Linked DNA regions of Homo sapiens: regions 2 and 3 are each linked to region 1. A link is an interaction called in ENCODE POLR2A ChIA-PET data of the cell type or tissue named here. Cell type or tissue: MCF 10A. All regions are shown on one strand. Region 1 has its middle 51 kb from the start of CHASERR. Region 2 overlaps CHASERR (CHD2 adjacent suppressive regulatory RNA). Region 3 overlaps CHD2 (chromodomain helicase DNA binding protein 2).

Region 1 (8,000 bases):
TGTACTTTTAGTAGAGACAGGGTTTCACCATGTTGGCCAGGATGGTCTCATCTCTTGACCTCGTGGTCCGCCTGTTTCGGCCTCCCAAAGTGCTGCGATTACAGGCCTGAGTCACCACACGCGGCCGCGTTTGCTATCTTGTAATGCCATTATTGACTGTGGACCGATGTGAAGCCAAGGCAGAGTGTTCCACTTTGCTCCAAACATGCTGTGACATCATGAAATAAAACTCAAGTCATCTGTCCCCTTCTCCTTGCCTGGGATTTTAAAGTCATTAGGCTGGGTGCAGTGGCTCACTGTAACCCCAGCACTTTGGGAGGCCAATGCAGGAGGATTGTTTGAGGCCAGGAGTTCAAGACCAGCTTGGGCAACATAGCGATATCCTGTCTCTAAAAAATGAAATAAAATAAAATAATAAAAATTAAAGGAATTACATTTTGTTTTACTTGTCTAAATTGGCCCTTTCCAAATCTGGAGAACTACTAGAGCAGTGGTTGGGGATGGTGTTAATTTGGGAAAGCCTCAGTTGATTCTGACAAACCCTGCCCTTAAGAACCACCAGTTTGTTTTCCTTTAGGTCCACTTAAAAACAACTGAAGAAGGCCAGGCGTGGTGGCTCACACTTGTAATCCCAGAACTTTGGGAGACCAAGGCAGGCAGATCACCTGAGGTCAGGAGTTGGAGACCAGCCTGGCCAACATGGTGAAACCCCGTCTCTACGAAAAATACAAACATTAGCCGGGCGTGGTGGTGCATGCCTGTAATCCCAGCTACGCAAGAGGTAGAGGTGGGAGAATCACGTGAACCTGGGAGGCGGAGGTTGCAGTGAGCTGAGATGGCAACACTGCACTCCAGCCTGGGTGACAGAGTGGGACTCCGTCTTTTTTTTTTTTTTTTTTTTTTTTTTTGAGACGGAGTCTCACTCTGTTGCCAGGCTGGAGTGCAGTGGCGCGGTCTCGGCTCATTGCAACCTCCGCCTCCTGGGTTCAAGCGATTCTCCTGCCTCAGCCCCCCAAGTAGCTGGGATTACAGGCACGTGCCACCACACCCGGCTAATTTTTGTATTTTTTTTTTAGTAGAGATGGGGTTTCACCATGTTAGCCAGGCTGGTCTTGAACTCCTGTCCTCGTGATCTGCCCGCCTTGGCCTCCCGAAGTGCTGGGATTACAGGCGTTAGCCACCGCACCTGGCCGGGACTCTGTCTTAAAAAACAAACAAACAAAAAAACTGAAGTGTATACAACAAGGATTCTCTTGAGGGGAAGCCTGCATCCGATAATTTTACATTTATTAAACTGGTGGTGAAAGAGTTCTATGCAGTTGAAAGGAACAATCAGCTATGTAAATTGCCCTTACTCTGGACTTGAGAAAAGCAGAAGGAACACATCGCCCACTAGGAAGGACTTAAAGTTAGTCTTGAGAGCCTTGTCTTGATGAAAAGACTAAGTGGGGCCAAGGGAAAGCTGGCTGTATTGATGAGAAATGGAAATAAGGCACCTTTCTTTTTTTTTCTTTTTTTTTTTTTTTGAGATGGAGTCTCACTCTGTCACCCAGGCTGGAGTGCAGTGTGCAGTGGTAGTCCGTGATCTCGGCTCACTGCAACCTCTGCCTCCCGGGTTCAAGTGATTCTCCTGCCTCAGCCTCCCTAGTAGCTGGGACTACAGGCGCACGCCGCCACACTCAGCTAATTAAGGCACGTTTCTCAGAGGCTAGAAGCTGCCTAGAAGTTTTTTCACTCTGTTGGAAGAACCAAACCGTATGGCACATAGTAGGATTGTGTCCATCCTGCATGTCTCAAGTCACAATCCTCCAGATATTCAACCAAAGTGCTTGATTCTGTTGGCACAAGGACCATGAAATCTTCAGTAGCTAAGGAGACTCTTTGACAAATAGATTTATTGCATATGATGTAAAAGGGTCTCATTCAGAGAACTACACATTTACTACACATTTACTAGCTGTTAGATGTGAGAAATTGAAGCTTTGAGAATTGTCATTTTGTAAGCACGCTGTAATAATTGTGTTCTCTACAAAAATGGAGAAATACTTAATCTTTGCAGGTTTTTATTAGCTTCGAAAAAGGGAATACAAATATTTTGATACCTGACTTTATTTTAAAGATACTGGCAAGCAAGGAAAGATACTCAGTTTGCTAAATTATAGCATAGATTTGAAAGACGGAAATTTTTTTTTGTTATTTTGATTCTTTCTGATTCAGAACCTGCGTGAGTTTCCATTCCTGGGATAGAGAGCCCTGCCAAAGCCAACTCAGTCTCCTGTTATTGCAGAAATTTAAAGGTTACTTGAGCTGATTGATACCAATTAAAATAAAAGCATCTACTGCCATTTTATTAAACGCCCTATTTAATCTCCACATCCCAAGTTCATTCTCTCTCTCTTTTAAGGCTATACATGGGCCTCAACATTCTCTCTTCTTCAGTATCAGCTGTCCTCATCCCTATTCAAAGTCAGAATGACTTGGAATCTATTCAGGGCTGCTACTTAATTGGATGAAGAAAGTACTCTGTTGCATGCTAACCTCCCAGATTTGAATTAGAACCAAGGTCCTGAATCTACACAAGACCTTTTTCCCTTTCCTTTCTGCATTTATTTCTTTTTTTTCTACATCTTTCTTTTTGAATTTTTTTTTTTTTTTTTTTCTGAGATAGAGTCTTGCTCTGTCGCCAGGCTGGAGTGCAGTGGTGTGATCTTGGCTCACTGCAGTCTCCAACTCTGGTTCAAGCAATTCTCCTGCCTCAGCCTCCGGGTAGCTGGGACTACAGGCATACACCACCATGCCCAGCTAATTTTTGTATTTTTAGTAGAGATGGGGTTTCACCATAGTGGCCAGGATGGTCTCCATCTCTTGACCTCGTGACCTGACCCCCTCGGCCTCCCAAAGTGCTGAGATTACAGGCATGAGCCACCGCGCCCGGCCTCTTTTTGAATTTTTTTAAAAAAACACCTAAAGTTTAGGAAAGTATAAGAGGCCAAAGAAACAAGAGTTCAAAGAAACAAGAGTGTTATACACGCACACTTGCAGAAAGGTAGTAAAATATCTGTATAGTTCTGGCTGTCAAGCTTTTGGACTGAGATATGCGTAAGCAAGGCAAAAAGATCCCATAGTCCAGGAATATCAACCAGTCCAGTTTCCCAAGGAAACTAAAAGTAACTGAAAATGAGAAGGGTGCCATATAGGAAAATTGAAGGTGGGGCATAATTATTAATACACTGCTTTGGAAATGCTGGTATGGAAGATTCATATATGGACTTCAAAGCATACATGTCTTATACTTAGCTATGGGAAAATTATCATCAAAATCTTCATTTATACAAATCACGGGTATTAGAAATAAAATCAGGTATTGTGTACAGTCAGATCCCAGGTTTACACAAACTAGAGGTTTCAATTAAGTTTCCTTCATTTTATAAAACCATGACACAAGCTGTAAATAAAGGAGCTCTGGCTTTAGGCCTTCTTCTGTTTATAGACAGTAAATTTTAATCCTCTGTCCCTGCAGACCAACTCAAAGCAGTAACCTTGGCTACCGTTGCCGCAGAAGAAACACACCCTGCAGATTTCCAGTTCTATATTCAGTCTTAGAAAATTGGTCATGTTGAAAGGGAAAAAACAATTTTACTTTGCCTCAGTTATTGACACCAAGAAGCACTCCTCAGCCTGTTCAGAGGGGAAACAATGAGTCATTCATGCTGTCAGCCCAGGTGGTGCATGAATTCCAGACAGAGGCCGCTGAATTAACCCGTGGAGGCGTCTCTCTGAGCAGAGCCCGCAATGCGCCTGCTTGGGGCTCCCTGCAGCCTCTGGGGGAGGCAGGGCGGCCCAGAGCAGGCCTGTGCTGGAAAGGAACGCGAAGCCCTGTAACCAAGCCTGTACCTCTGCAGTGCTAGTCCCAAGGGGCCTCCGAGCTGTTTGTCACCATGTGATTGGCTCAGGAGAGGGGTGGAGAAATGAAAACACTCTGCCCAGGATATATTTAGTTGAAGTGCAGCTGGGGAAGTGCTTAAACAAGGGAGCTTTTGTCCTTATGTTGAAGTGTTTTTCTTAACTCCTCAAGGGTGAAAAACTTGAGCCACGTACTGATCCCATTCCCCCCCACCACCCCCAATATATTTTCTCTTCTTTAGGAAATGCTCTTATTCTGAAACTTTAGAATTTTCTAGGGTTTGTTGCATAAGAGGAAACTGAATAATTCTGATGCAGAACTGACACAAAATTTAAAGCACAAACTTTTAGTGGGAGACACAGTTAAGAAATTCAAATAATTTCTTAACACATTAGAAGTTTGCATTCTTGCCATTAATTTTCTGTAAGTTCAAACTGGAAATTGGCTATTTTCAAACGGCTTTACTTGAACTAATTTATGGAGTTAAAAACATAATTAAGTGTTATAAGCTGACAGAGCCCTGTTTCACTCGAGCTGATTCACGGTTTCCAGTAATGAAAGATATCCTTCTGCGCTGCTGAGCACAGCTTCTTTGCAACAGATGACTGATGAGCCGTGTAACGGCTCCTGTTCACATCCTCCTCAAAAAATGGCTGAAAACTGCCACCTTGCTGCAAGGCTTTATGTAAATACTGTATATTAGGGCACATTATCTATTATTAAGAAGTAATGTGGCTGGGCACTGTGGCTCATGCCTGTAATCCCAGCACTTTGGGAGGCCGAAGCAGGCAGATCACCTGAGGTCAGTTCAAGACCAGCCTGGCCAATGTGGTGAAACACCTCTCTATGAAAAATACAAAAATCAGCCAGGCGTGGTGGCGCATACCTGGAGTCCCAGCTACTCAGGAGGCTGAGGCATGAGAATCGCTTGAACCCAGAGGGGAGGTTGCAGTAAGCTGAGGTTGCACCACTGAACTCCAGCCTGGATGACAAAAAAAAAAAAAAAAAAAAAATAGCAACACAGGAAATATTTTCCATGAAAATTCCATTTGCAGTTATGAAGCAGGGGCAAAAACTTCTGGACAAGAAGCCCGTGGTTTTGTTGATACTAGCAAAGCAGGCTGTAATAGTGCTCTCCAGAGAAACAGAACCAGTAGGATGTGCATATTTATAGACAAAGATTTCTCTCTCTCTCTTTTTTTTTGAGACAGGTCCTTGCTCTGTCACTCAGGCTGGAGTGCACTGGCGTAATCTTGGCTTCCTGCAGCCTCAACCTCTCCTAGCTCAAGCAATCCTCCTGCCTCAGTCTCACGAGAAGCTGAGACTACAGGTGCATGCCACCATGCCCAGGTAATTTTTAATTTTTTGTAGAGATGGTGTTTTGCCATGTTGCCCAGCCTGGTCTCGAACTCCTGAGCTCAAGCCATCTGCCCGATTCAGCCTCCCAAAGTGCTGGGATTACAGGCATGAGCCTGACTGAGAGAGAGATTTTGTTTAAGGAATCGATCCATGCTTATGGAGGCTAAGTTCAAAATCTGCAGTGTGGGCTGGTAGGCTAGAGACCTAGAAAAGAGCCAGTGTTGTGGTTCAATCCAAAAGATGTCAGCTGACAGAATTCCCAGAATTTCTTCTTGTCTGGAGCCGGGAGAGCGAGAGGGAGTCTCTTGTTCTATTCAGGCCTTCAACTGATGTGATGAGGCCCACCCACAGTATGGAGGGCCATCTGCTGTACTTAATGTTCACCAATTTCAATGTTAATCTCATCCAAAAACACCCTCACAGACACATCCAGGAGAATCTTTGACCAAATGTTTGGGCACTGTGGCCTAACCAAGTTGACACATAAAAGTAACCAACCACAGGTTAACAAACTCATTTTAAAAAATTCATGTGTTAACTTCACTTGTTAAAGTAACAGCATTGCTTACCATGTTGTAGATGTTGTAAAGGTATAAAAACGGGTACCCTTACAACATCTGTATCCCCCTGAAGGCAAGGATCTCTCTCTCTCTCTCTCTCTCCCCCTCTCTCTCCCTCTCCTTCTATCCTGTTCTCCCTCCTCCCTCTTCTCTCCTGGGAGGCTTGCCCTTTCATCCCAGGGACCATGTTGTGAGGAAGTTCATGGAAAAGCCATGTGTAGATATTCCAGACGATAGCCCCCAGCCCACACCAACATCAACTACTAGACATGTGAATGAACAAGCCTCAGATGATTTTTTTCTCAGCCTTCAGAGTCTTCCAGCTGTGATCCAGACATGGTACAGCAAAGTCAAGCTACCCTCTGCTGTGCCCTGTCTTGATTTATTTATTTAAAATTTTTTTTTTAATTTTAATTTTTTTTACTCTGTAAGCTTTGTTGGTCTTAACTGTCTCAATTCTGACCTGTAGAAACCATGAGATATTAAAAAAAGAGGAAGAAGAAGAAAATTATTGCTATTTTAAGCCACTAAATTTGGGAGCGATTTGCTATACAGGAAAAGATAACTACTATAGTAAGATTATGGTTAACTTTATGAGAAAGTACCAAACTGATTTCTTTCCTTTTTTTTTCTTTGAGGTGGAGTTTCGCTGTTGTTGCCCGGGCTAGGGTGCAATAGTGCTATCTTGGCTCACTGCAACCTCCACCTCCCGGTTTCAAGCGATTCTCCTGCCTCAGTCTCCTGAGTAGCTGGGATTACAGGCACTCGCCACCATGCCTGGTTAATTTTTTCTATTTTTAGTAGAGTCGGGGTTTCACCACGTTGGCCAGGCTGGTCTCAAACTCCTGACCTCAGGTGATCCACCTGCCTCAGCCTCCCAAAGTGCTGGGATTACAGCATGAGCCACCGCGCCCGGCCACACATCTACTTTTGATCAGAAATATTATTACCCAATTCAGAAACCAATCTTATTCACCATGATAGTTCATTGTCACATTTCATAAGACCAGCTCACCCCTACCCCTGATACTAGAATTTATGCTTATACTTCCAATATGTTTTAAAATAATTGTTACCAACTGCGTCTGTATAGTTATTATTATATATAAAGTATATAAATATAATTCTCCACATCATGATTTATCAAGTTAATTTGCAAGCCCTGAAAGAGAAGAATAAAACTGTCTATCCACAGATGGGGGATTCTTGATTCTAACTATACTATCACCTATTGACTGTTAATTAGCATTATTATTATTTCCATTAATGGAGAAATGCTATTTGTTAGGCATTTCACATATATAAACTTACTTACCACGACAACACTACGAGGTACATATTTTTATCCTCATCTTTTTCCCAGGGAAGAGCAGGATTGGAGAGTTTATGAAATTTGGCTTTGACCACACAACTAAATTTGAACCCAGTATCCTTTTATTTGATCCAAAATAGGCTTTTCTTCATTTTTTTCTAATTTTATACCACAATGTGGAATGTATTTTTGCCTGAAGTAAACAGTGGAAAATATTCTAGACTGGGATTTGGGAGATTGGGTTTTGTTCCTGGCTGTCTTACTGATCAACAGTCTTTTTTAAAGCATGTCTTTCTCTGGACTATGTTCCCTATCATTTAAAATAAAAATCACTTGAGGTCAGCAGTTCAAGACCAGCCTGGCCAACATGGTGAAACCTCGTCTCTACTAAAAATACAAAAATTAGCCAGGCGTGGTGGTGTTCACCTGTAGCCCCAACTACTCAGGAGGCTGAGGTGGAAGAATCATTTGAACCCAGGAAGTGGAGTTTGCAGTGAGCCGAGATCGCGCCACTTGACTCCAGCCTGGGTGACAGAGCGAGACTCTGTCTCAAAAATTATATATAAATAGGCCGGGCACGGTGGCTCATACCTGTAATCCCAGCACTTAGGGAGGCCAGGATGGGTGGATCACCTGAGGTCAGGAGTTTGAGACCAGCATGACCAAAATAATGAAACCCCGTTTCTACTAAAAATACAAAAAACTAGCTGGGCATGGTGGCAGGCACCTGTAATCCCAGCTACTCAGGAGACTGAGGCAGGAGAATCACTTGAACCCAGGAGGCGGAGGTTGCAGTGAGCCGAGATTGTGCCATTGCACTCCAGCCTGGGCAACAGAGCGAGACTCTGTCTCAAAATAAAAAAAA
Region 2 (8,000 bases), 57 kb after region 1:
AAATTTGAATTTTCTGTATTTCTGTTTAATTCAATGCGTTAATCTTTAGCATTGGTCAATACAGCCAAAAGATGAGGAAAACAAAGACTGATAGATACTAAGATAAGAAATAACTGCAACCATAAATGTATACAGGTTATGTGTCCATGAGCCATCTCTTCAGTTTGCCCATAGATTTTTGTCTGTGGAATATTTTCTTGTTTCATCACACTGAATCGTTGGCCAAGAAATGCTTGAAAATCAAAACATTAATATCATCTTTCTTCTTTTTTTTAAAGGTGACTTAAGAGATTAAAATTAATTTGGTTGCTGTTGGTTCTGAACAAATAATGAGTTCTTTTATTTGAGGTAAGAGTGGGTTAATTTTTATTGTTTTGACAAAAATTAGCTTATTAGGCTTTTGTTTTATCTTTAATAATTTACATTTCAATTAATGAATGGGTATCATTTTTAAAAGTTGTGATTATGAATATGAGTAAACTATCAAATAATTTGACAAAAGCCTTTAAGCCTTTTCACTGCAGGAAAGATTAAAAGTATATACGCATAGCCATTGTAACTTAATGTACCCTTTGAATAGTTTAAAATACTGAAGGTCCTTTAAGCCTTTGTTTAATTTTGGGAACAAGAGAAGACTGATTAGATTTTGAGGAAAACCATGAACCAAAGATAGCTTTTTTTTTCTGTTTAACTCTGTATATTGTGCAAACAATTTTAATCTTTTAAGTATTTAAAGAAATAAGCTTATTGGAGAATTTGAACTAGTTTGCTATTCATACTGATAGATTTTAGGGAAGAACATTTAAAAAATCAGGTTTTGAGCATAGATTTTAGTTTCTTTTTTGTAATTAAAAAGTTTAAAAACACTTATTTTTACTTGCTATTGTTTGCTTCATAATTAAGTTTAGAATCTTATTTGTTTTCACCAAAAGGTATGCCATTTTGAAGACTGAGACGTTGGAGTTTTATCCTAGAGGATAAAGGAAATCTTTGGGAAAGTCAGTATTTTATATAGCAAGTAAGTAAATGTTTTTACCCAACATCTGCAATTGAATAGTTACCAACATTTAAGTAGAAAAATACCATTAAAGTTTGTTAATGAAACAAACTGTAGACTACTTATCACTGAAAGGATGAGAAAACCATCAAATTTCTTTGCCTGACATTGAAAACACTTCTATTACTATCAAGACAGTCGATGCATGTAATTTATATTGGAGCAGGAAGACATTTAGTACTTCTTAATAAAATGGTGCTTTAGGATTGTGGTTAAATCTGCAGTAAAGTCATCAAGATTATGTTTTTACAAATCTGGTATATACAGTCTTAAGCCTTTTTTTTTTTTTTTTTTTGATTGTACAAATCACATTTTAGGAATGGTCTGGAATTTTGCATTTGCTGATCGTAGGATTCTTAACAACATTTCAAAAACTAAATAGACACTTTCATATCTTAGGCATTTAATAGATTTAAAATACTCATTTTAATTGTTTTCATGAGTTTTCAAACAGGTCCAAAAATGTGTTGTTTTCTAGGAAATGAGAGTTAATGCATCTAAAGAGTCCTCTAATTTAATTGCTTAGTAATTGCTTTTAAAGCATGAAAGATAGAGATAATTTTCACGCGCAGTAGGTATTGGGCCCCCAGCATACCATGTATATCACACTTTAAAATCTTAAAGCTAGATACGTGAATTTAAAAGAATGTCCACTGATGTTTTTAAGGAAATATGCCTTTTTTGTAAGTTAACGTTGAATCTGAAAATTAATGTCAAGCTGTTATTAGCGATTGACTAGAGGAAATACGCGGTATAATAATGGGTATCTTGGGAAAATTTAAGAATCGCCAAATGACCAATTAAAATAAGGGCAAGTTTACCTTTTCTTCAAAATTTATGTGGAAAATAAAATACAGTCTTTCAATACTTGGTGTTGGCTTATTCCATTGATTGAAATAGGTGGTAAGAGGAATATTTTTATTGCCTTTGCTTCAGCTTAACTTCTTTTTAATCCTTTTTTGCAGTTCGATCAAACTTGGGTGTATTACAGTGTGCAAGAGAAAACTAAATGTTTGACTTTTAACTGTAGTGTTTTAAAGATACAACATTTACAAGAATAGTTGAAACATCCCTCACTTCAAAACTTCTTTAACACAAATGCCGAGATTAGGGTTTCCTCTGTGCAATTGATGTGATATTAAATTGGCATTCCTGTCATTGGGCACTGTTAAGGAAATTGAGAAATGGGTCTCTTATGTGAAGCATAATCTGTGTTTAAGTATAAACAGGCAATACATTTATAATGGCCTACGGAAGGTGTAATTTGATTCATAAAAAAGAAAACAGCTGGAAAGGGCTAGAAATGTTAAATCAAAGATTCACATGTACTTAGATCTTTGTTACTGCATATATTCAGTGTTTTGATACTTAACTGCTTGAGCCAATCTTGTATAATGAACCTAATTGATTGGCACATGAGGGCAAATGTGAATGTAGATAACTATTATAGATAGATAATATTATATAAGATAAATATAGTGGATCATGTAGATATGATATTAAAGTACTATATTTTATAAGGAAGGTGGATTATTGTATATTTACCACTGTTTTCTGCTTAAGAACCAAGGTGATACTTATATAATTGTTTTTACCCTAGCATTTTGGGATAATTCTTGAGTCATAAAAATCTCCTGATCAACTTGGTGATTGAATTGGATTGCATTAGTTCTGATAGAAACTGTTTAAAAAATTACCTGACATTCTATAGAAATGAAAGGAGCCATGCTGTGTAATCACAAGGCTTTCATGACATGACATTTATAGATTATATGAAATAGGTAATTTCAAATGTAAATTTTAAGTTTTATTTACTATTAGTCATCGTTTTTTGATTATTTAAAAATTTGTACTATGGACAACTAATTAATTTTACTTTTTATCCTCTGAGATTTGATTGTGGAGCGGCATAAGGGGGAGAAAGATAAGTTGAGGACGTCTCTTTATCTTTTGTTAATCAGAGGTGGTGATAGAGTGGAAAATATAACACGTTTCGGCATTCAGGAGACCTACCTTCCAATGTAAATAAGCCCTTGCGGTCTTGATATTTTATTCCTTTTGTACCTTCATCTCATAATCTGTATGAAGACTTTAGAGTTCCAAGCTCTTAAGATCCCTATTAGCTCTCAAATTGTGGGATAAAAATAATTGTTAAGGCATGCCTAATACTCTTATACAGACTTTGTAAACTGATTTCAGAGAAGCGATTAAGGAATTGTACTGTCTTTAAACAATATTTAGAATGCTTCAGTAAAAGCATTTTTAAAAAATTTTTCTAATGATGTAGTAAATGTACCTAATATAAAGTTAAGTGGTTTTATTTAATACTTTTCACCTGACCATGATTATGTTATAAATAAGAGGATTTATAGTTTGCATGCCTGATATAATCTATTTAATTTCCTTTACAAAATTTTTGTACATGAAAGATAAATGTCTTCATTTTACCAGCTACCTCCTTCCAGATTGAATGCTTCAGTGCACTTTGATTTTCAAATTGGCTATTATTTTTTAATGTAATTAACCTTCACAATTTAAATTGAAGGATATTCTGATCCTTAGGTTATAAATATGTGACTTGATGGTTTATGTAACATTCAAGTAGCATGTTTTCTATAACAATATGATAAAAGTTTTGATACATACCTTGTATGTTGCTTGACAGATCTGTTTTAGAAAACATTCCTCTGCCTTTTGAAATGAAGCCATGTATTTGAAATTATTTCCCAAACAATTATATCTTAAGCGTGTGCTACATAGTAATCATAGTCATTTTAATTTAGATTATAAAGCTATATTTTAACTTTGAGGTTTGTGAATTTTCTTAGACATATTAATGACTTTATAGTTAATGGTGCTCTCAGATTTTATTTTTAAGTTAAAAATTTGCCAGGCGCGGTGGCTCACGCCTGTAATCTTAGCACTCTGGGAGGCCGAGGCAGGTGGATCACGTGAGGTCAGCAGTTTGAGACCAGCCCAGCCAACATAGTGAAACCCCCATCTCTACTAAAAATTAAAAAAAAAAAAAAAAATTTAGCTGGATGTGGTGGCACGCGCCTGTAGTCACAGCTACTTGGGAGGCTGAGGCAGGAGAATCGCTTGAACCTGGGAGGCAGAGGTTGCAGTGAGCTAAGATCCACACCACTGCACTCCAGCTTGGGCAACAGAGCGAGACTTCATCTCAAAAAAAAAAAAAAAAAAAGAAAAAGTAAAAAATGGTTTTAAAAACCAAGTTTTCTAAGAAAAGCATAAATGACTAATGATAATATGACAATTGACTAAAGCTGTCCTTACTGTTTGAAAGAACAACAACCAAAATATGTATATTATACCTGTAAGTTATTAAATCTGAAACTATGATATTATGAAATAGGGTAGGTGGAAATACGAGCAAAATCATTAACTTTCATAGTCTGCCTAAGCTGAATTTTGCTCCCTTCTCCTGTCTTTCCAAGGATGGCAAAGTGATTTTAGACTTTGTCAATTTTGGTGGTTAGTAATTTTTGTGAGTGATGCATGGGGAAGGAGATGCTATGGTAGATTACATTAGTGTCTAATTCTTGTGATGATGCAAAGTGAGATACATTTTCTGTCTTTGGTGGTGTGAGAACCCTATCTACTGGTAGATAACTTACTTATAAGCACATTATCAGAGCAGTGTGAGGGATTTCCCTTAGACATTTCTTTTACCGAGATTCCTTAAGTCACTTCTGCCCTTCTCTTAAGGGTTTACTTGGTTTACGATTTGTCTGTCTTCACAAAACCCTCTGTTACTTATAAGGTCAGATTAAATTTGGAAGATCAGAAATATGTTGTGTTCCTTTTAAATTGCTTCATTTGTCAATTTCTTGGGAAGATAATTTAGCACCTACTCTTAGAGCAATTTTGAAGCAGATCTTTGCTATATTTCTTTTTTTTTTGTTTGAGACGGAGTCTCGCTCTGTCGCCCAGGCCGGACTGCGGACTGCAGTGGCGCAATCTCGGCTCACTGCAAGCTCCGCTTCCCGGGTTCACGCCATTCTCCTGCCTCAGCCTCCCGAGTAGCTGGGACTACAGGCGCCCGCCACCGCGCCCGGCTAATTTTTTGTATTTTTAGTAGAGACGGGGTTTCACCTTGTTAGCCAGGATGGTCTCGATCTCCTGACCTCATGATCCACCCGCCTCGGCCTCCCAAAGTGCTGGGATTACAGGCGTGAGCCACCGCGCCCGGCCTGCTATATTTCTTGATTATGATCTGTCCGAATGACTAAAGGAATTTAGATTTGGGAAGATAAACAGGGACTTGCTCTATAATTTGAAAATTAGTCCTAAAGAAGCATTTGGGTAGCATAGTTTTAACTAAAATCCTAAACTTCGTTGCCTTCTAAAAACCTTAAATTGCTACATTTTGTTTTTGTTTTTGTTTTTGGAGATTGAGTCTTGCTCTGTTGCCCAGGCTGCTGGAGTGCAGTGGTGTGATCTCAACTCACTGCCACCTCCGCCTCCCGTTTTTAAGTGATTATCCTGCCTTAGCCTCCTGAGTAGCTGGGATTACAGGCGTGCACCACCACACTTGGCTGAGTTTTGTATTTTTAGTAGAGCTGGGGTTTCACCATGTTGGTCAGGTCTCGAACTCCTGACTTCAGGTGACCCACCCAGCTTGGACTCCCAAAAGTATTGGAATTACAGGTGTGAGCCACTGCGCCCTGCCTATTTTCATATTGAACTTTTAAATAAGTTTTCTTTGTGGTGGTGGGATGATTATTGTAATCATACTTGGGAACAGAAGTGATGAAAAAGGTATGTTACTTGAGATATGGGAAACGCTATTTTCCATGTTTAGTTATGGGGTATTCAAGTCTAACTAGTGGAAAGTATGGATACATTTTATTTATTTTTTGAGACGGAGTCTCGCTCTGTTGCTCAGGCTAGAGTGCAGCGATGCGATCTCAGCTCACTGCAACTTCTGCCTCCTGGGTTCAAGCAATTTCTGGCTAATTTTTGTATTTTTAGTAGAGACGGGGTTTGACCATGTTGGCCAGGCTGGTCTCAAACACCTGACCTCAAGTGATCTGCCTGCCTCCACCTCCCCAAGTGCTGGGATTATAGGTGTAAGCCACCGGGCCTGGCCGGATACATTTTTATTATCAAGTATATATTTTAGGAATGATTAGTGTTGGTTTAGTTGAATAGATTGGTACAATTAGTAGTAATTTGAAATGATGCCTATGGTTTCCTAACATTTTGTCTTAGTGTTGATTAAAGACATAATAATGTGAAATAATATGGTAATACTAAGGAATGAGAAAGTGGCCTTACAGGTGGGCAATGTAAACTTTCCTGTAGAAGGATTGAAAGTAAATAGATGTAAGACTAGAAAGTGAAACAATTCTGTACTGTAAGAGCAATGTTGGCTGTGTTAAATAACTCGTTCCCAAACATCAGATCCACCTGGGGAGCCCAAATATTTACCTACATTTTTGGAGTTCTTAGGGGCTGAAACTTACGCTTGTGATTTTGTAGTAACCTATTCTAGAGAGGAGCCAAATTTGTGATACTCAAGAGCTTGTATGATTTCTGCTTGGACTGTATTGTTAATACATACATACATCTTTTGGTCTATTGGCAAATGACCCTTGCAAGATGTTGACATTTTGGGTATAAATCATGGTGCTTAATAATCTGTTTTCATTTTTTATGTATAAAATTAAATTCTTTTTGTCCTCTGCAGAAATATGAACCTCAAACTGAATCCTCTAAAGGCCCCATACAATGAAGTAGACATTGGTGGAAACATTTAGTAAGTATTATTCAATTTACATGTTTAATCTGTTTAGAAATTTTAAATACTACTTTGGAAATTTTGAAAATTCGAGTCAGAATTGTAAAGAGGGATTTAGTGAAACTCAACACAGTACAAGAAAATCAACATGGAAATTTCGCTTATTAATTTACTCCAATCTATTATTTTCTGCTTTCTTCACTTAGGCAAGTTAAAATGCAAACAAACCCACATTTGAACATACCTCTAACACTATTATAAACATGGATGTTGCTAAATGGTTCCTCTTTGTTTTTGTAAATAAAGTTTTATTGCAGCACAGCTATACGCTTTCATTTAGTTATTGTTTGCCGCTGCTTTCTCAGTATATAGCAGCAGCAAGCAGAGGAGTTCTATTGAATGGCCTACAAAGCCTAAAATATTTCCTGTCTCATCTGTAGGGAAAGTTTATCCTAGGTCCTACAGCTTTTCCTTTTGTCAGCATTGCCTTAACCTGTATAGAACTCAGAAGCCCTTCGGTTCTCTTTTGGTAATAGAACATAATTTTTAATGATTTCCAATATTATAATTACTTTTAATTAATTAATTTTGAAGTTAAACTTGAAAGCCCAACAAAAAGTTCTTTAGCCTGATTGTCCCTGAAGTTATGCTTTGATGTTAGAAGACATGGTTAGCACCTCTGAAATAGTTTTTCTAACAGCCTGAAAAATAGTTGGAAAGAGTTGATGGGAAGGTTGTATAAATGAATTTTGGTGAATTCTCAACATGATTTATTTATTTTTATTTTATTTTTCGAGACAGAGTTCCACTGTCACCCATGCTGGAGTGCAGTGTCATGATCTTGACTCATCGCAACCTCCGCCTCTGGGGCTCAAGCGATTCTCCTGCTTCAGCCTCCAGTGTAGCTGGGATTACAGTCACGCACCACCATTCCCAGCTAATTTTTGTATTTTTAGTAGAGATGGGGTTTCCCCATGTTGGCCAGGCTGGTCTCGAACTCCTGACCTCAGGTGATCCACACGCCTCAGCCTCCCAAAGTGCTAGGATTACAGGTGTGAGCCACCGCACCTGGCCAACATGATTTATTATTGACAACCTTTTTGGTAATTATATATTAGCTACTTCATAAAAATAATTTTTTTGAATCATATTTGGGAATCTAGATTTTAGATGATAATTTTT
Region 3 (8,000 bases), 90 kb after region 1:
GGAACAGTAAGTGTTAATGGCACTTCGTTTCAAAGTCCAGTTCCAAGAAGGTTAATCACTCCGTTTTTACCTACTTCAGAAAGTATTTTGAAGAGATACCAAATTCTTTTTATCCACAAGCAAAAGGAAGTGGTAAACCTTTTTCTCATCAGCATTTATTTTTGATTGGAATCTGAATTCCCAGTTTTGACTTGTTTTTTTATCTGTGTGTTGTATTTTCCTTTTAATTATTTGTTAAGTAAAAAATTATAAAAGTTGTTTGCAATTTAGATGTTGAATAATTTTCAGATAGTTGTTTTTCGTGAAGATTCTGTATATATGTTGGATAGTCATTCCTGAAAATCCAATGTTTAATTGCCCTGTAACTAGTAAGCCACTGGTAGTCAGCTAATTTTATTACTTTGTTATTTAGGTGAAGGCTTAAAGGACTCCACTCACTAACTCAGTTTGACCCTTTCTATTAGTCTTGTGGGCTTTCTGCCTCCTCTACTAAACCAGCACTAAAGCTACAGCTTAGTACTAATAGTATTTACTATTATAATTATTAGGTATTAATGGCAATTCTACATAGTCTTTTAGGAAATGTCGTTTTTTTAAGGGAATAATATGAATATATATATACGTATATATACACATGTACGCTATATATACACACATATATACACATATACATATATATACATACACACATATATATACATACATATATATATATATTTTTTGAGACAGAGTTTTGCTGTTGATGCTTGGGCTGGAGTGCAGTGGTGTGATCTCGGCTCACTGAAACGTCCACCTCCTGAGTTCAAGCGATTCTCCTGCCTCAGCCTCCAAAGTAGCTGGGATTACAGGTGCATGCCACCATACCTGGCTAATTGTTTTTTTAGTACAGGCTGGGTTTCACCGTGTTGGCCAGGCTGGTCTTGAACTCCTGACCTCAGGTGTTCCACCCGCCTGGGCCTCCCAGAGTGCTGGGATTACAGGCTTGAGCCACCATGCTCGGCCCATAATTACACTTTTTTTTTTTTTGAGACGGAGTCTGGCTGTGTCATCCAGGCTGGAGTGCAGTGGCACGATCTCATTTTCCATTTCCAGTTTATTTAGTGATTATTCCTCTTACGAGAAGTATGAAAATTAAGTAATGACTTTGTTAAGGCTTTTTTTTTTCTTCTTTAAGCAGTTCCCCTCATTAGTACTTGTATTCAGTCTTACATCTGATTCTGGTTCCAAAAACAATTTAAAAACACTTTTTTTTTTTTGGAGACGGAGTCTTGCTTTGTTGCCCAGGCTGGAGTGCAATGGCACGATTGCGGCTCACTGCAACCTCTGCCTCCTGGGTTCAAGTGATTCTTCTGCCTCAGCCTCCCGAGTAGCTGGGACTACAGGCACACTACCATGCCCAGCTAATTTTTTGTATTTGTAGTAGAGATGGGGTTTCACCGTGTTAGCCAGGATGGTCTCCCATCTCCTGACCTCATGATCTTCCCATCTCAGCCTCCCAAAGTGTTGGGATTACAGGCGTGAGCCACCGCGCCTGGCCTAAAAACACTTTTTAAAAACACTCATTCAAATCTTTGCTGGTTTTGTGTAGGGTGGGATGTACTTGCCGCCCTTGGTTTGGATTTGGCTCTCATGATTAGACTTACTTTAGACAATTAACTAGTTTAGACATTAAAAATACTTAAGGTATATAATGAAGTGCTGTGAATTCACTATTAAGCTTCACTACTAAGTTTCAGTCATAAAATGTCACTAGTATCATTCCCTGAGAGCATCTGCCTCCCTCAACCCCTAAAGGCAAATATAGTTGTGAACTTGGTGTTAATCTTTTCTTGGGTTTGATTTTCATTGTTGTTATTTTTGAAATTACACAAGTAATCCATGGAACTCACAAGTATACTTCAAATAACCCATCCCTAACAGAGTAAACCAGTGTTAGCAATGTGGTGATTAAAATGCATTTATACACATAGATATATGCTGACAGAAAAACGGCTTTTTTTTTTCCCCAGAAGGTATTGTTGTGTGCATTGTTACATTTCTAGGAATCACTCTCCTACACAAACTCAAAAACACATAGCTGCACAAGAAGATACGTAGAAAGAAAGATATTTATGGTTACAGTCAACAGTTTCCAAATACAAATACTCTACTCAGAAATATGGAAAGTGTATCAGAGATATTTGCAACTTATTGATTAAGTGAAAAATCTGAAAATAACCTAAATGTACCGTTAATAGGGGAATGTTATATAAAATGTAGTGAATTTATAGTATAAACCAGTTCAAAGGGAATGAGATGGGCATCCATATAGACATATCCTGATGCGGGCATTGGCATTCCATTACATCCTATCTGCAGTGCTTCCCACTTTTCAACACAGAACACTATAAACATTTCTAGTTGGGCTGTTCTAGTTATCTTCAGTAAACTAATGCTGCCTTTTGTGGGTCTCTAGTTGGTAAAGATTTTCAGTCTTTTTGTTGCTGTTGGAGTTTTCTGTTTCCTAGTAGTGTGTAGACCTGTTGTCTGTGACAGTTTTATTGGTGGTGATTGCCAAAACATGATTCTATTCTTAAACTTTTGTCTGGAGTTAAACATTATAGTAGTTGAAAAACTAAATACGTTATTTCAAAGGGGAGGCAAATTGCACATTCTAGCAAATGAATGTGCAATTGAATCCTTCTCTAATATACCAGGCACAAAGAACATCAAAGGAGATATGCTTAGTTTGCAAGTTTATTGGGGAGGTTGACAAGCGGCCAGATTACTCGATAGTATGGGACAAGTGGAGGCAAGGTAGTGTAGATGTTAACAGCTGCCGGAGCTTTGGAGTGAGTCTTTCTAGGTCAGCATGTGTGTCATTGCTAAAAGTATAGAGAGCCAGCAGGGCATGGTAATTGAAGCTCAGACTTGAGATGTGGCTGCCTGTTTTCCATCTCGGTGGTGGTAACTGCTGTGACATATGTCAGTATTGTGGAAGTATCTGATAGGTATTGAGCTTAGGATAGGAGACCAAAGGATGTTTTCTGGGAGAAGGTGATACCTAAGCCCACAAAATTAGAGAGGTATTTAATTTGCTGTGTCCGCAGTGGGTGCAGGAGCTAGAGGGGAGCAATGCTAGGTCTAGAGTCTGGAGCAGTGGGGGTGAGGGAAGAAATGATTAAGTCATGTGCCTTGAGAAATTGTCAGAGGCCAGGTTTTATAGGGCATGCTGAAATTGGATGTTATCAGTGACCAGAAGACCCGGATGCCTGGGAGGTGAACAAGCCTTCAGCTGCCTTTGCTATGGGAATACAGTTTCCAGGTACTGCCTTGCCTAACATCCCTTTCAAGTAGACTGCCCTTTCTATTAAATAAATCCCTTCCTTACTTACAAGGAAATTCTGGAGCTGTCTCTGTACCTGTCTGTCCATGAACAAATAGTGGAGGCAAAACTAATAAATTCCAGCTAGTGTCATGGATTGTGGGGTAACGACTCACTAATGGGTGTTAGCTGGGGAGAATTTTGTGTTAGAAGGGGAATCTCAGCTTGGATGTGATATGCTCAGATTTCCTGTTTGGGTAGGGCTTTGGCATTTATAGGGCACTGCTTTCATAGCTGCCATTAGATGTTCTTATGACACTACTGGTAGATGTCACATAGGTTGACACAAGTTAAAAGATGACACAGGCCTGAGGTGAGCTAGGACTGAAATGGAAGCTGCGATGCCAGAGCCCACAGCTTTTAAGTGTTCCTATCACTATCCAGCTCTCCTCTTCCTTTTTTCTTTCCTGTTGACAACCTGCCTGGTCACAGGTATAAAGTAAATGACTCAGATGCTTTAGTCACCTGGACTAGTCAGCTTGGACTGTGCAAGGGGTTAAGGAGTCAGTAATTGTAATGAGGTCTTGAAACTGTTGAGTCACTTGTTACAAGGAAGCCTGTTTTGGGACCTTGTGTAACAGGGATAAGAGTTAATAATGTTTTCTGAGTCTCTAATCTTTTGGCCCCCTATGGTAAAATAGAAAGAAATGAGCTTTAGATCCACACTTGGATTGGAATCCCGGCCCCTCACCCTCTTCCTCAATTTCTAGTTTTGTCCATTGGCCAAGTTACATAAAAGAGGTCAGTTTTTTTCGTCATTCATATGGTGATAATAATGCCTAATAGTATTGTCCTTGGGAATAAGCAAAATAATACATATAAAGTACTTAGCCTAGTGTCTGATACCTGTTAGGTGATCAGGAAGTTACATGGTTTTTCTCATCTTTCCCCACTTCCCAGTATTGAGAACCTCCCCTCGACCCCTGCTCTCCCATTTTTTCTCATTGCTTCCTCATGGTAACTGAAAGGCCTCCGTATTGTAATGTGCTGTGGATCGCATGGTGTTATTTGCAGCAGTCCCAGTTTGCAGTGTACTGCCCTGTGCACCTCTAGAAGATGCAGTGATGGTAAATATAGAACTTCCCCTTACCCTTTCAGGTTTTGTGCCACGTGTCTTATCTCCTGGCTTCTGAACTCAGGGACTTTTCTGTTAATGTTACTGTAGGTTCTGGGTTTTTCCTTGCCCCCCTCAGAGCAAAGATGGGTAGTTTTTAAGCAAGAGTAAACAGTCCACCTCTTGCTGTAGAGTCCATCCGTTTGAGGTCTTTTTGCTTCAGAGTATCTTCCCCTCTACCAGCATGCCCCTCAGTTGCTTTTTCACCATTAGAGGAAGATGAGGATATTGTTTTCTCTGTGCTTGAGATTGATACTCTATCACCCCTCAGTCTCTGTGGTTTCTGTTTTGTTCCTTTAGATGACATCTACCTACTTAGGTTGCTGCTCCCTATGGGATGTTTGGAATGAAGAAGGGAAGGGAGATGTGTGGAGGCCAGTAGCCGTCTTTATTGGGTTGGGTGTTCTCATTAGCATCAGAGTGCCCTTTTTGTTTACTTACTTCTGTTAAGTCTACCACTTCTGGATCTCACTGCAGATTATAAGGCAGGGCCTCTGGATTGAAGTTAATGTGTATAAATTTTTATAAAGCTCCTCAGATGAGCCTAATTTGCTCCTATTAGTGAGAACCACGATTGGATAATTGCAACCAGTTTGCATTCTTCCTCTTTGGGTGAGATGCTTTGTTTTTTTTGTTTTTGTTTTTTGGAGACAGGGTCTCACTGTGACACCCAGGCTGGAGTACAGTGGCGTAATCATGGCTCACTGCATCCTCGACTTCCTAGGCTCAAATGATCCTCCCACCTGAGTTTCCCGAGTAGCTGGGATCGCAGGCATGCACCATCATACCCAGCTAATTTAAACATTTTCTTGAAGAGATGGGTTTTGCATATTGTCCAGGCTGGTCTTGAACTCCTGGGCTCAAGCAATCTTCCTGCCTAGGCTTCCCAAAGTGTTGGGATTATAGGCTTGAGCCACTGTGTCCAGCTTGTTTTTTTTTTTTTTTTTTTTCTGGAGACCAAGTCTCGCTCTGTCTCTAGGCTGGAGTGCAGTGGCGTGATCTTGGCTCACTACATCCTTTGCCTCCCAGGTTCAAGCGATCCTTCTGCCTCAGTCTCCCGAGTAGCTTAGACTGCAGGTGTGTGCCACCACAGCCAGCTAATTTTTGTATTTTTAATAGAGATGGGGTTTCACCGTGTGGTCCAGGATGCTCTCGATCTCCTGACCTCGTGATCCGCCCGCCTCGGCCTCCCAAAGTGCTGGGATTACAGGCATGAGCCACCGCGCCCGGCCTGCTTGGTTTGGTTTTGTTCTGTGTTTTGTTTTTTTCTTGTTGAGAGGGGAATGATACTTAACAGATAAGACTTCGTGGATTCATATATATCTGGTTTCAAATCTTACTGTGTTAACTAGGTGTGAGAGTTAAATACTTATGAGCCTCAGTTCAGCCTCATTTGAATGAAGGGGACAGTAATATCCATGTTCAGAGTTTCTGTCAAGAGCCTGTCCATAGAAATAACCTGTTCTGTAGCATCATGTAAACATTCAGGAAAGGGTAGCTATTGGGGATTTTGAGAATGGTAGCAATAACGTTATTTGGAATGTAAAAGTATAAATGTGAATTTGAAGATTTTGGTCTTATATTACTAAAATTACTATCTGCAAATGTTTTACCATGAGAATTTTTTTTTAAGCAGATTCATGTGTCAGTTCTTAAATATTTTTAAATCTCTCTCTCTCTCAAAATAAGTCACTCAGCCTCTGAAGAAGCTTCGGGTTCAGACTCAGGCAGTCAGTCGGAAAGTGAGCAGGGAAGTGATCCAGGAAGTGGACATGGCAGCGAGTCGAACAGCAGCTCTGAATCTTCTGAGAGTCAGTCGGAATCTGAGAGCGAATCAGCAGGTTCCAAATCCCAGCCAGTCCTCCCAGAAGCCAAAGAGAAGCCAGCCTCTAAGAAGGAACGGATAGCTGATGTGAAGAAGGTATCTACTTTGCCCTGCAGTACAAATGTGCTGCTAGCCTAGGACAAGCTAGCAGACCTTTGTTGTTCATGAAAACTCATTAGTATATCTTGATGATGAAACCTACAGCCATTTTTTCTAGTAATATACAGTAGTATATCTGAGGATACAAATGAAGACTTCTTTCTGCTCTATTAAGGAAAATAAATGACCTGAACCATCCAATTATAGGGAGGAAAGACAAATTTTTATACGCTTGGTTTTTAACTTTATTTATTTATTTTTGCAACAGAGTCTTGCTCTGTTGCCCAGCCTGGAGTGCGCAGTGGCACGATCTTGGCTCACTGCAATCTCCGCCTCCCAGGTTCAAGTGATTCTCCTGCCTCAGTCACCCAAGTAGTTGAGATTACAGGTGTCTGCCACCACGCCCAGCTAATTTTTGTATTTTTAGCGGAGACTGGGTTTCATCATGTTGGCCATTCTGGTCTTGAACTTCTGACCTCAGGTGATCCACCTGCCTCGGCCTCCCAAAGTGCTGGGATTATAGACCTGAGCCACCATGCCCAGCCTAAAATATATTTTTAAGGTTAAAGTGAGCAGTTCCGGAAAGTTAATAATATGTAGTTATAGGTTGGATGGACCTACAAGCCAGTCAGAATGATTGCACTGTGCCTTTGATAATCATTATCCTAAAATGAGAACTTCTAAGGAAGGCTCTTGGTTTTCTATGTACACCTCCTTTTCACATGGTAGCTCTCTGTCCCCCTCCAAAAGCTTATTACTCATGTAAGAGTACTCAGTAGTGAGTAACTCCACATAGTAGATTTTTCATGGAGGAGTTGACTTAGATATCGGCTCTCAAAAGGACAAATAAGAACACAAGATAATTTTAGGATGTAAACATTATAATATATGCTGTAATAAAGTCATAATAGTTGAGCTAGAATGCCTGGCTGGTATCTTGAAGTGATAAAACTAGTTGATGTAGTAACACTGAAATGATTTTGCCCTCCCAGTTAATAAGGGCTCCATAAAAACCTGTGTTGAGTAAAAACTTTCATAGCTCTAGCAGAGGGCCAGGTGTGGGCATGGATAGACAGGCTAGAGTAAAGCGCACTTTCCCTCCTTCCTTTCTCTGCCAGGTTTTTTCAGAGTGTTTTATGTTTACTGCCTCTACCTATATTTCCTACCATTTGGTTATTCCTAACTCCTTCTGTTTGGACCTTTTGTCCTTTAACTCCAAGGTGATGCTAAGGCCGTTACAGAATCTGTGGACTTTGGGTTATGTGATTACATTGGATTCTAGTTGTAAAATGCCTATTCTGGGCCATCTTTTCTTTTGAAGCCTTGATTTTCTTCAGCTTACTTCATCATTTTTATGTTGTTGTTGTTGTTGTTAAAGTCATTGTTGATAATGTCCTTTCTTAGTGACATTGTTGGATCATTTTTCATAAAGATGAGACAGGGTCTTGCTCTGTCCCCCAGGCTGGAGTGCAGTGGTGCAATCACAGCTCACTGCAGCCTTGATCTTCTGGGTTCAAGTGATCCTCCCACCTCAGCCTCCCAAGTAGCTGGGACTACAGGCACGTATTGACACACCTGTCTAATTTTTAAATTTTGTT

Evidence for each region. Peaks named below come from ENCODE experiments on the same cell type or tissue, not always from the same donor. Only the 100,000 strongest peaks of a DNase experiment are listed, where the experiment ranks them.
Region 2: POLR2A ChIA-PET joins it to region 1 with 25 read pairs; 35 of 35 experiments call an interaction of 5 or more read pairs at or near these places.
Region 3: POLR2A ChIA-PET joins it to region 1 with 14 read pairs; 19 of 35 experiments call an interaction of 5 or more read pairs at or near these places.

What each region holds. Positions count from the first base shown.
Region 1 is chr15:92,828,090-92,836,089 of GRCh38, forward strand. No RefSeq gene overlaps it. Among named protein-coding and RNA genes, the nearest start is that of CHASERR, 51 kb to the right of the region's middle. RefSeq lists enhancers at 3,600-3,649, 4,030-4,229, 4,986-5,045. In MCF 10A, no CTCF peak of the experiment used is centred here; a DNase peak (open chromatin) is centred at 3,852.
Region 2 is chr15:92,885,237-92,893,236 of GRCh38, forward strand. CHASERR (CHD2 adjacent suppressive regulatory RNA) reads left to right here. Exons shown (of 6, transcript NR_037601.1): 3 at 279-348; 4 at 933-1,018; 5 at 6,768-6,836. Among named protein-coding and RNA genes, the nearest start is that of CHASERR, 6.4 kb to the left of the region's middle. In MCF 10A, no CTCF peak of the experiment used is centred here; no DNase peak of the experiment used is centred here.
Region 3 is chr15:92,918,154-92,926,153 of GRCh38, forward strand. It overlaps CHD2 (chromodomain helicase DNA binding protein 2), which reads left to right. Exons shown (of 39, transcript NM_001271.4): 3 at 6,168-6,399. Among named protein-coding and RNA genes, the nearest start is that of MIR3175, 18 kb to the left of the region's middle. RefSeq lists an enhancer at 3,329-4,528. In MCF 10A, no CTCF peak of the experiment used is centred here; a DNase peak (open chromatin) is centred at 3,848.